Regions from separate parts of the Homo sapiens genome. Here region 2 is linked to region 1. Evidence: chromatin contacts called from ENCODE Hi-C data. All regions are on one chromosome and are shown on one strand. The core of a region is the stretch at or near the end of the contact, and the rest is flanking DNA. Distances in the headings are between cores, read along the strand shown. Region 1 overlaps EPS15-AS1 (EPS15 antisense RNA 1). Region 2 overlaps TTC39A (tetratricopeptide repeat domain 39A).

Region 1 (5,251 bases), core at 631-3,130:
AAAAATTAGCTGGTCGTGGTGGTGCATGCCTGTAGTCCCAGCTACTCTGGAGGCTGAGGCAGGAGAATCACTTGAATCCAGGAGGCGGAGGTTTCGGTGAGTGGAAATTGCACCACTGCACTCCAGCCTGGGCAACAGAGCAAGACTCTGTCTCAAAAAAAAAAAAAAAAAGAAAGAAAGAGAAAGAAAAGAAAAAAAAAGAGGGAAGTAGATGAAATGGCTGTGGGAGTCAAAAGGAATCTGCGAGTAAACGTAAGGGTCAGATCAAGGAAAGCCTCCAAAGCAGGTGGCATTTGAATCGAGCCTCAAAATGGAGCAAATGCAGCACATGGCCTGAATAAATGTTCACAGTTACACCATTGCAATGAGTGCTCAGAAAACAGAGGTTGGAGTGCAGGGTGGGAGCTATGGCAGGACATGAGACTAGAAAATTATCTGGAACAGGCAAGGGATTTTTGAATGCCAGGCTAATGCCTGGGCATTTTTTTTTCTTTTGTTTTTTCTTTTTTCTTTCTTTTTTTTTTTTTTTTTGCAGAGGAATAGATAATACTGAGGTTAGGGGTTAGAGGTTATTATTCTAAATAATTGATGCTGACTGGGCGCAGTGGCTCACACGTGTAATCCCAGCACTTTGGGAGGCCGAGGCAGGTGGATCATGAGGTCAGGAGTTCGAGACTAGCCTGACCAACATGGTGAAACCCCATCTCTACTAAAAATATAAAAACTAGCGGGGAGTGGTGGCACATGCTGTAGTCCCAGCTACTCAGGAGGCTGAGGCACAAGAATCACTTGAACCCGGGAGGAGGAGTTTGCAGTGAGCTGAGATCGTGCCACTGCACTCCAGCCTGGGCGATAGAGTGAGACTACATCTCAAAAAAAAAAAAATGCTCCCAGCTGTTTATCATGTTATGAAGTCATACTGGTTTTTTTGTTTTGAACAGTCTAGTAATTTTATTCTCCATCATGTCCTTAAGTCATATTAGGGAAGTTTTATGCTTTGGATTTTCTGATTGTCTTTTTAAGATCATCTCCCCTCTATGGCAATGATAATGTTGTTTCTTTCCAAATAATGTTCTGTCACATGCTCATTCACTTTTTTTTCCAAATGGCCTTCAACTTCATCCCCTGATGTTGGTAGGAAAGTCTAAGATCCCTCAGCAGTCTGAAGCTCCTCTCAGAAAGGGGTGAGGAGTGGGTTGGATAGGATCAGAACTATGCTGTCCAGGGCATTCAGACCCGTTGAAGTGGATAAGAATTAAAGGTGAACAGTCAGATCCTCCCAGGGAGAGGAAGCCACAAGAGACACAGCCTCACAACTGTGTTGTCACAGTGTTTTCAGAACTCAGTACCAATACCAGTGATGGGGCCACGCTTTTTGCAAGTGACGTTTATTATGTCATTTGAAAATATCAGAATCTCTCTCTTCACAGGCTAGCCAGATAAGTATTGAAACCATTAATTTCTCTACCATGTCACTGTGTCTTTGGGCAAGCCCCTTCTCTCCTCTGGACCCAGGGTCCTGCCTATAAAACGAAGGGGCTCTATTCATCCTCCTCTAGGATCCCTTTCAATTCTGACAGGCTCTAATTTTTCTGTTATCAGTTATTCTTTATTAAACTTACAGTATGTGCCAGCTTTTTTCAAGATGTGAGACCCTCTCACCCTCTTACTCCTCAACCCCCTGTTATAACTTATCTTGGGCTTTTCTTGTTTAAAACATTTGGAAAAAGTGGTGTGTTCACGGGACCTTTATTTGCCCTAAGACATTTGAGGGTAAATCATGTGAAGGCCTTTGTTTTCTTCCAGCAGCCAAAACAATAAAACCACCAAATTGCGTGCAGCATCATTTTCTACTGCCCTCAAGTGGTGGTGGCCCAAATGTCTTTTCCTGGTTGCAGTTTAAGGAATAAAACATGTTTTCAGAAGAACTCTAGGCATCTAGGAGAGGGTAGGAGAGTCATAGAGTCACAAAGGGCCTGAGGTGGAAAGGCCCTTACAGGATGTCTGATCTAAGCCCCTCGTCTTGAAAGGGAGAGACTGAAGTCCACCTTGGTTCTCTGATCAGTGAACAAACCTAGTTTCTTCTGTCTTTAAAGAGCTATCTTATGACCCTGACTCTATTTTTGGCTCCATTTCTCTGCTCCCATTCACAGTGAAATTTTCTAAAGAGTTATCTCCATACTGTTTCTATTTCTTCATCTATGCTTTATTATTATTATTACTTTTTATTTTTTTTTAAAAACAAAATAATAATCTCACTCTGTCGCCCAGGCTGGAGTGCATTGGGCTGATGTTGGCTCATTTCAGCCTCTGCCTATGGGTTCAAGTGATTCTCCTGCCTCAGCCTCCCAAGTAGCTGGGACTATAGGAGGATGCCACCACACCTGGCTAATTTTTATATTTTTAGTAGAGACAGAGTTTCACCATGTTGGCCAGGCTGGTCTCGAACTCTTGACCTCAAATGTTAACCCCCCACCCCGCCGCCCTTGTCTACCAAAGTGCTGGGATTACAGGCATGAACCACCGTGCCCACCTTTACACTTTATTTTTTAACTTTTTACTTTGAAATAATCTCAAACTTGCAGAAGAGCTGCAGAAATATTACAAAGAATTCCCAGATGCCCCAGAAGTTCTCATGTGTGGGCATATGCCTACATGCATATACATGGATATGTATATTTTTTCCTGAGCCATTTGAATTGCAGTAGTTACCCCTAATACCTTAAATATTTCAATGTGTATTTTCTGAGAAAAGGACATTCTCTTATATACCTACATACCCACTCAGTATGACAATCAAATCCAGAAATTTTAAATTGACATAGTGCTTATATACAGTCCATACTCAAATTTCACTAATTGGCCTGATAATGTCCTATATAGCAGTATTTTCCCCCATCAGGTTCTGATCCAGTGCCTGATCCAGGTAATGCATTATACTTAACTGTCATGACTTTTAAAAAGGTTTTTTTTCTTTTAATTATTATTTTTTAGAAACAGGATCGCGCTCTGTCACCCAGGCTGGAGGGCAGTGGTTCAATTACAGCTCACTTACAACCTTGAATTCCTGGGCTCAAGCGATCCTCCCACCCCTGCTTCCAGACTAGCTAGCTAGTACCGCAGGCACGCACCACTATGCCTGGCTAATTTTTTAAAAAATTATTTTTGTAGAGGTGGGGTCTCGTTATGTTGCCCAGACTGGCCTATAATTCTCAGCCTCAAAGTGATCTTCCTGTCTCTGCTTCCCAAAGTGCTGGAATTTCAGGTGTGAGCCACCACACCTAGCCTGTTATAACTCTTTAGTGTCCTTTAATCTAGAATAGTTCCCCAGTCTTTCACTATTATTCACGATATTCACATTTTTAAAGAGTACTGGCCAGGTGTTCTGTAGTGTCTCCCCCTGTTTGGCTTTGTCTCATGTTTTCTCATGAAGGGATTTACATATTTTTCCAGGAAGAAATCCTAGTTATATGATGTTGTGTCCTTCTCAGTGCATCATATGGGGAGAAACGTGGTGTCACTTGGTCCCATTATTGATGGTGTTCACTTTGATCAGCGGATTAAGGTGGTATCTACCAGATTTCTTCACTGTAGAGTATTTTTTCCTGTGTAAGTAATGGTAATCTGTAGAGAGGGACTTTGAAACTATGTAAATATCCTGTTCCTCTTCAAACTTTTGCCCAATGGTTTCAACACTCATTGATAATTCTTGTCTGAATCAATTACTGTGATAGTTGCAAACTGGTGATTTTCTACTTCTATCATTCCATCTACATTTTTTAGTTGGCATTCTACTGTAAGCAAGAAGGTTTCCTTCTCTCTAATTATTATCATGAGTATAAACTAATGTATTCTTAATTTATTTAATGAGTTATAAACATTACCCTTATTATTTTTTAAATGTTCAACTTGTCCCAGGTTTGGCCAATGAGAGCCTCTTCAAACTAGCTCCTGTGTCCTTTTGACATGTCTTCATCACTTTTTTTTAACACCTCCTTGCTTTCTGGCATAATAAGATGTTCCAGGCTTATCTTGTACTTTCACTGCCTAGTCCTGAAAATCAGCCATTTCTCCAAAGAGCTACTCTTTAGTGGGGAATGGTATTTAGAAACCAAGATTTGGGCATCAGATGTGCTCATTCCTATTGGAGTGTAATTGCTTCTAGGCCATTTTAGTAAACAGAGCCAAAGGGGAAAAATAGTAACCTAATTTTGTTTAATTATTATTATAATTATTTTTAACAGAGACAGGGTCTCACTCTGTTGCCCAGACTGGAGTGCAGTGATGCTATCATAGCTCACTGCAGATATGAACTCCTGAGATCACCTCAGCCCCTGGAATAGGCTAGGACTACACGCCACTACACTCAGCTAATATTTTTAAATTCTTTATAGAGATGGGGTCTCACTATGTTGCCCAGGCTGGTCTCAATCTCCTGGCCTCAAGTGAACCTCCTACTTTGGCCTCCCAAAGTGCTGGGATTACAAGCATGAGCCACTGCACCCAGCTCTGGTCAACCATTTTAAATTAATAATTCATTACTGATACTTTAATTCCAATTTAACACCACAGGGTTCTTTCTCCTATTCCTTATTTGCATCTCCCTTTTCCCACAGTAAGAACTCTGGCTCTCAACAACATCAATGTCTTTATTCATTTGTTTAAAATTATGATATAGGCTGGGCATGGTGGCTCATGCCTGTAATCTCAGCACTTTGGGAGGCCAAGACGGGCAAATCACTTGAGGTCAGGAGTTCGAGGCCAGCCTGGCCAACATGGCGAAACCCCATCTCTACTAAAAAATACAAAATTTAGCCGGGCATGGTAGTGCATGCCTGTAATCCCAGCTACTAGGGAGACTGAGGCAGGAGAATCACTTGAACCTTGGAGGCAGAGGTTGCAGTGAGCCAAGATCACGCCACTGCACTCCAGCCTGGGCAACAGAGCACGACTCCATCTCAAAAATAAATAAATAAATAAATAAACAAGATAGACACAAAATAGAATTGTTACATCCATTCTGCTAACAAAAACAATCTACTAAACAGGGTTCAAGATTTGTTTGCAGTTTTGTTTTGTTTTTAGACAAAAGCTGTATATTCAAGTACTATGTTCAAAAGTATTTAGATTCATTTTTTTTCCTTCAGAGTGATTATATTACTTATTTAAATATAGTTTGGTTCACTTGTTTCTGTTTATATTCAGTTTTAGGATCCCTTCCATTCTTGTTTATTTAATTCCGTTTTTAAAT
Region 2 (5,135 bases), core at 147-2,646, 250 kb before region 1:
TCGTTGTGTGATCTTAGGCAACTTATTTACCTGTGCCTCAGTTTTGCCATCTGCAAAATGACAATGGCCCCACTTCATAGGATTATGTAAATATTATGAGGATTAAATAAATGTAAAGTACTTAGAATAGCAACTGGCACATAATGAGTATTTAATAAATACTAGCTTTTATTCTTTTCCCCAGAGCATATTGGTGTCTGATGTTCTGGAGTGTTTAATGTGGAGGAAGAAAAACAAACCTGATCTAGTCATTTGTGAGACATTAGCTGTGATGTCTCTGATTAAACATCCACTTTTTTTTCTTTTTTAGACAGAGTCTCGCTCTGTCACCCAGGCTGGAGTGCAGAGGCGCGATCTCGGCTCACTGCAAGCTCCACCAACCGGGTTCAAGCAATTCTGCCTCAGCCTCCTGAGTAGCAGGGACTACAGGTGCCTGCCACCACGCCCACTTAATTTTTGTATTTGTAGTAGAGACCGAGTTTCACCATGTTGGCCAGGATGGTCTCAATCTCCTGACCTTGTGATCCACCTGCCTCGGCGTCCCAAAGTGCTGGGATTACAGGCGTGAACCACCACGCCCAGCCAAACATGAACTTTTAACAGTCCATAGAGACCTTCAATAGTTCATTCTATGTCTTCCCAAAGGGCTCTATTCTTATTTTGTCACTTAACAGTTGACTTTATACAGTGGAAGCAGTCATAGATTACTCATTTAGAGATGGAGTTTTCGAGTCCCCAAATGAGGTTTCTTGTTTGTGGACCTAGCCTATTAATCAGTAATGAACTTTGCACTGGAATTCAAAGGAGCCGTGCTAACCCGAGCAGAAGGCACTTTCCGACCTTGGAAGGCTGCATCTGAGGGTGGGCGTGAGAAGTTCCCATTTGCTGCTTGGATTGCAGAATCCAGACACCTCTCATTTATTACTGAATTAGTGTGATGATGCTGAGGATGTTGAGAAGGCACTGTTAGGCTTTAAATTTGAAGTAAACAAGGAAAAGACTGTTGACTCCCATCATCTTAGAAGAAATGATCTTGGGAGTAACTCCAGAGGAAAGGGTCTGGATTTGATTCCTTGAATGGTTCTAGTACTCAGCACACTGGGGCTTTCTTAAAACCTCTTGGTGCCATTCTTCACTTGGGAATCTCCCACCTGGACCTCAGCCAAATCTTGAGTTGGTGTTGGCCTTTTAGGATCCTGGCTTTGATGTCAGGTTGTGGCTTTCTGCTGTGAATGATAACTGTCTTGGAAACACTCCCATTCTGGCTCAAGAGATAAGGAATAGGGCAACCTGCCAACCCATGGGAGAGCTGAGGGCCCAGCACACTGCTAGAAGCCACTCTGCCATTCTGAGGGCCTGTGATCAGTGAGAGGCTGAGGTAGACTTTCTGTTGCCAAGGACCTGTTCAGATCATGTTACATCATTGCTACTTCCCTAACAACTGAATTCATCTTGGGGCACAGGATTTAGACTTTCTCTAAATGAGGATTACTTGCTCTCTGGGTGTTCTGGCTACTGTAGAGCCCCTAAGAAGTCTATTATTTCTGGTTGAATTGCTTAGGGACACAAGGCTTTGGCAGAAAGGTAGGGAAGTGTATCTGTTGCCTCATTTTGCAGATGAAAACCCATAAAGAAACTGTAGAAGGCAGGAAAGAGCCTTAATCTTGTCCAAATTGCTCATTTTTAGAGGATCTGTGACTTTCCCAAGGTTACTTTGAAAATCAGTAGCAAAGTCAGGACTGGAATTCAGGTCTCCTTATTTCCAGGCTCAAACCTTCCACCTGATCTGTGGCCTCTCCATGGCAGATGTGCTGGGAAGGTCTGCACTATTAGAGAAGCAGTGACCACAGATGACTCAAATAAGACATTGAGAGCCTATGACAGAATTTTCACTTTCTTGAAAACGCCCTTGCATAAGGATGTGGTGATGTTAGAAACCCAGTGTTTTCATTGTCCTTCACATATGTATGTATATGTATATATTTGATAGATTATCTCAGAATTTGCAGGTGGGGTACAGGAGGCAAAACCCACTGATTTATCTTATCAGGGCAGCAGAGGTAAAAGTGACATAGGATTAATTAACAAAGCCCAGGAGGAAATAAACAGCAAATGTTGACGAGGAAATCATCTTGACCAAATTTTAAAATGAAAGCACCCGTGGCCGGGCGTGGTGGCTCATGCCTGTAATCCCAGCACTTTGGAAGGCCAAGGCAGGTGGATCACGAGGTCAGGAGATCGAGACCATCCTGGCCAACATGGTGAAACCCCATCTCTACTAAAAATACAAAAATTAGCTGGGCATGGTGGCGCATGCCTGTAATCCCAGCTACTCAGGAGGCTGAGGCAGGAGAATTGCTTGAACCCGGGAGGCAGAGGTTGCAGTGAGCTGAGATCGCGCCACTGCACTCCAGCCTGGTGACATAGCGAGACTGTCTCAAAAAAAAAAAAAAAAAAAAAAGCACCCGAAATGAGTTTTTTTGTAAACTGCAATTTTCCAAAGTATGTGTTTGGTGTCCTGTGAGTAGTGCTGCTTTGATACAGCAGCAGGCAACATTCCAACATGTGGGGAAGCCATGGAGGCCTGTCCTCCTGCAGCCTGTCTCTACCCGCTCACCCTGTCCTGTCCAGGAGCCTAGAAACAGGTTGGTCTCCCAGCATCCAGGCTTTGGAGAAGAGATAGCTTGCAAAGGGATTACTCTCTATGGAGGACATTCTTTTGTTTCATTCTAATAATATGAGAGATTTTTTTTTCATAGCATTTCTACTCTGACAATACTCATTGGAAAAGATAATCTTGGGTGAGGGTTTTTTTGCTTTTTTTCCTAATAATATATTTTGCCTAAAACCCATTACTTCATTCGATGTCACCCATAGGAGGCTGGTCAACTGGATCTTTTTTTTTTTTTTTTGAGATGGAGTCTCCCTCTGTCGCCAGGCTGGAGTACAATGACACGATCTCAGCTCACTGCAACCTCTGCCTACTGGGTTCAAGCGATTCTCCTGCCCAAGTAGCTGGGACTACAGGCATGCGCCACCACGCCCAGCTAATTTTTTAATTTTTAGTAGAGACGAGGTTTCACCATATTGGTCAGGATGGTCTCGATCTCCTGACCTCATGATCCACCCACCTCAACCTCCCAAAGTGCTGGGATTACAGGCGTGAGCCATCGTGCCCGACCGACTGGATCTTTATATATTAACCCAGACCCTTGGCAGATACTCGTGTTTGTTAAATACAGCAATCCTAGAAGATTGGAAAGTTTAACTGGTTCTTCTCTCGTAGAAACTGCATTCATGCATTTGGGGAGTAACGTTTTCACAGATGAATATTTTTACTGTGTGCATGATTTTCCCTACGGGGAAATGGTTAGGTTGAAGTGTGCTGACATCAGAAAGTGAAGAGTAAAACCTGGTGTTGGTCATTGAACCTGAGTTCTCACTTTAACAATCCTAGAGGTTGCAAATTCAGATGCTTTTAGGGGCCAGAAAGGTAACAGAAGTGTTTAAAGTAGCCTGGACTTAGCTCTAGCTGATTGTTGCCTCATGGGAATGAGGCTCAATGTTGCCATTTTTGTTTGTTTGTTTTTAAATTACAGGCCAGGAACCAGATTCATCTGTAAAATCTCCCCATTTGTGAATGCTGGTAACTTATTCAAAAAGTTTAAAACATTGTGTGGTCTAAATAAAACATACATAGGCCGTGTGGCTTCTGATCAAGACTTTCTGCCTGGCCTAAGGATTCATGCAACACATATTTTATTGAAATACATGATGCACGATCCCTTAAGGGCATAAATTTTATCACTTAAATATCTCTTTTCTCTTAACTGAAGAATCTAACGCATACACAACAGGTCAAGAATAACAGTTTTAACAAAAATGCTGTCAGTAAGCAAATGTACCTTGGAGTGAAGTACAGAAGATTTTTATGTTTCATAAATTATTCCCAGTGGTTTCAGTTTGGCATACAGCAAAGATACAGACTGGATTCTGAGAACCTCCTCCTGCCCCCCAAATTTCCTGGCTTTGGCATAGAAAGGGCTACACAGCTCTTCCATCAAGCCCTGGCATTTTCTACTGGTAGAGATTGATTTTTCTACAGAAGAGCTCAGATTTTATCTCACTAAAAAGACGTGCTTGATTTTTAAATTGGAAATTTACAAAAGGAGTGAAATGAAGTGTGAGTAGTAAGGTAGTGGGTGTCTGTGTACATCCTCATGCCCAACCCCAGAAGCATTGAAGCCTGAGGCTTAGCCTCTCCCAGGCATTCCTCAGGTCCTCTGAAGGACCTTCCGTCACACAAGCTGAGAACTTGCTGAATTTGAAAAGCAATTTGCCCTTTGGCATCATCATATAAAGAGATTTACCTCCAGATGATAATAGGTGAAGACAAAGACTTACAGGTGGTTGATTGTTGTTGGTTTTTAAAGCCAACTGTGATCCCATCAATGTATTTCTAAGGAAAATGTAAACTGTTCATACATTCTCTTAAACATCACAGTGAAAAGCAAGTACCCGTATGTGTGATAGGGCAGGCAGAGGGCTCCACCTGCTCTGCCCTTGGCAAAGGCCCTTGGCTACACTGGTGAAAATGCCAGCTCGGCTTCTGCACGGATACACTATGTTGTGCCATCCAACTGGAGTGCCGGTGGACCCCAAAGGCAGGGCAGGGCAGGGGGAGGGGGTATTTTGAAATGTTTTCAGGAGCTCTGTCCAGCTGTCTCTGTCTTCCAGCCCGGAACTGCTGCACAAAGCTACAAGGACACTGATGAGACCATGGATCTGCTGCTGTTCTCTAGGGAAGACTTGGCTTGGAGTGTGGCTGCCTGGATTCGAAAGTGTGTCCTTGACTCCATGGAGTAATTCTTGTAGTTTTGCCTGGAATTGAGCAGCGAATCAGACACATGAGGCTGCCTGCTCCCAGAGATGCTTTTCCTCCTGTTTGAGCTGTATGAGCCCCGCGAGCCAAGGAAGGATTGTAGAGAAATTAATGTGTCCAGAGAGAGTTGAGCCCTACCCAATGGGAGAGTTAACCAGAAGGGTTTGTGGCCCCTCATCCCTGGTATCATGGCCACTGGAACCACTCCTGGTCCTCCTGGGTTCCTAAGCTTGAAGGGGTGGTTTTAGGGAAT

What was found. A loop is a pair of places that touch in the nucleus more often than their neighbours do. Pooled maps may share reads with other maps.
Region 2: a loop to region 1 is called in a pooled map, with 3 times the contacts of the local background. The contact joins two enhancer-like sites. A Hi-C loop is called at or near these places in 12 of 168 maps with a recorded cell type or tissue (CD4-positive, alpha-beta memory T cell, GM12878, MCF 10A and 8 more) and 22 of 50 pooled maps.

Annotation. Positions count from the first base shown.
Region 1 is chr1:51,533,332-51,538,582 of GRCh38, forward strand. The region is part of intron 1 of EPS15-AS1 (EPS15 antisense RNA 1); the gene reads left to right. It also overlaps a transcript of OSBPL9 not described here. Among named protein-coding and RNA genes, the nearest start is that of EPS15, 17 kb to the left of the region's middle. Within about 2 kb of position 1,881, at least 6 of the 41 ENCODE cell types and tissues checked have a DNase peak (open chromatin) inside an H3K27ac peak, as active enhancers do; they include GM12878, where a contact is called at or near this core.
Region 2 is chr1:51,283,400-51,288,534 of GRCh38, forward strand. TTC39A (tetratricopeptide repeat domain 39A) reads right to left here. Exons shown (of 18, transcript NM_001297663.2): 18 at 3,859-4,881. The coding sequence ends at 4,758. Among named protein-coding and RNA genes, the nearest start is that of TTC39A-AS1, 44 kb to the right of the region's middle. Within about 2 kb of position 1,397, at least 2 of the 41 ENCODE cell types and tissues checked have a DNase peak (open chromatin) inside an H3K27ac peak, as active enhancers do; they include GM12878, where a contact is called at or near this core.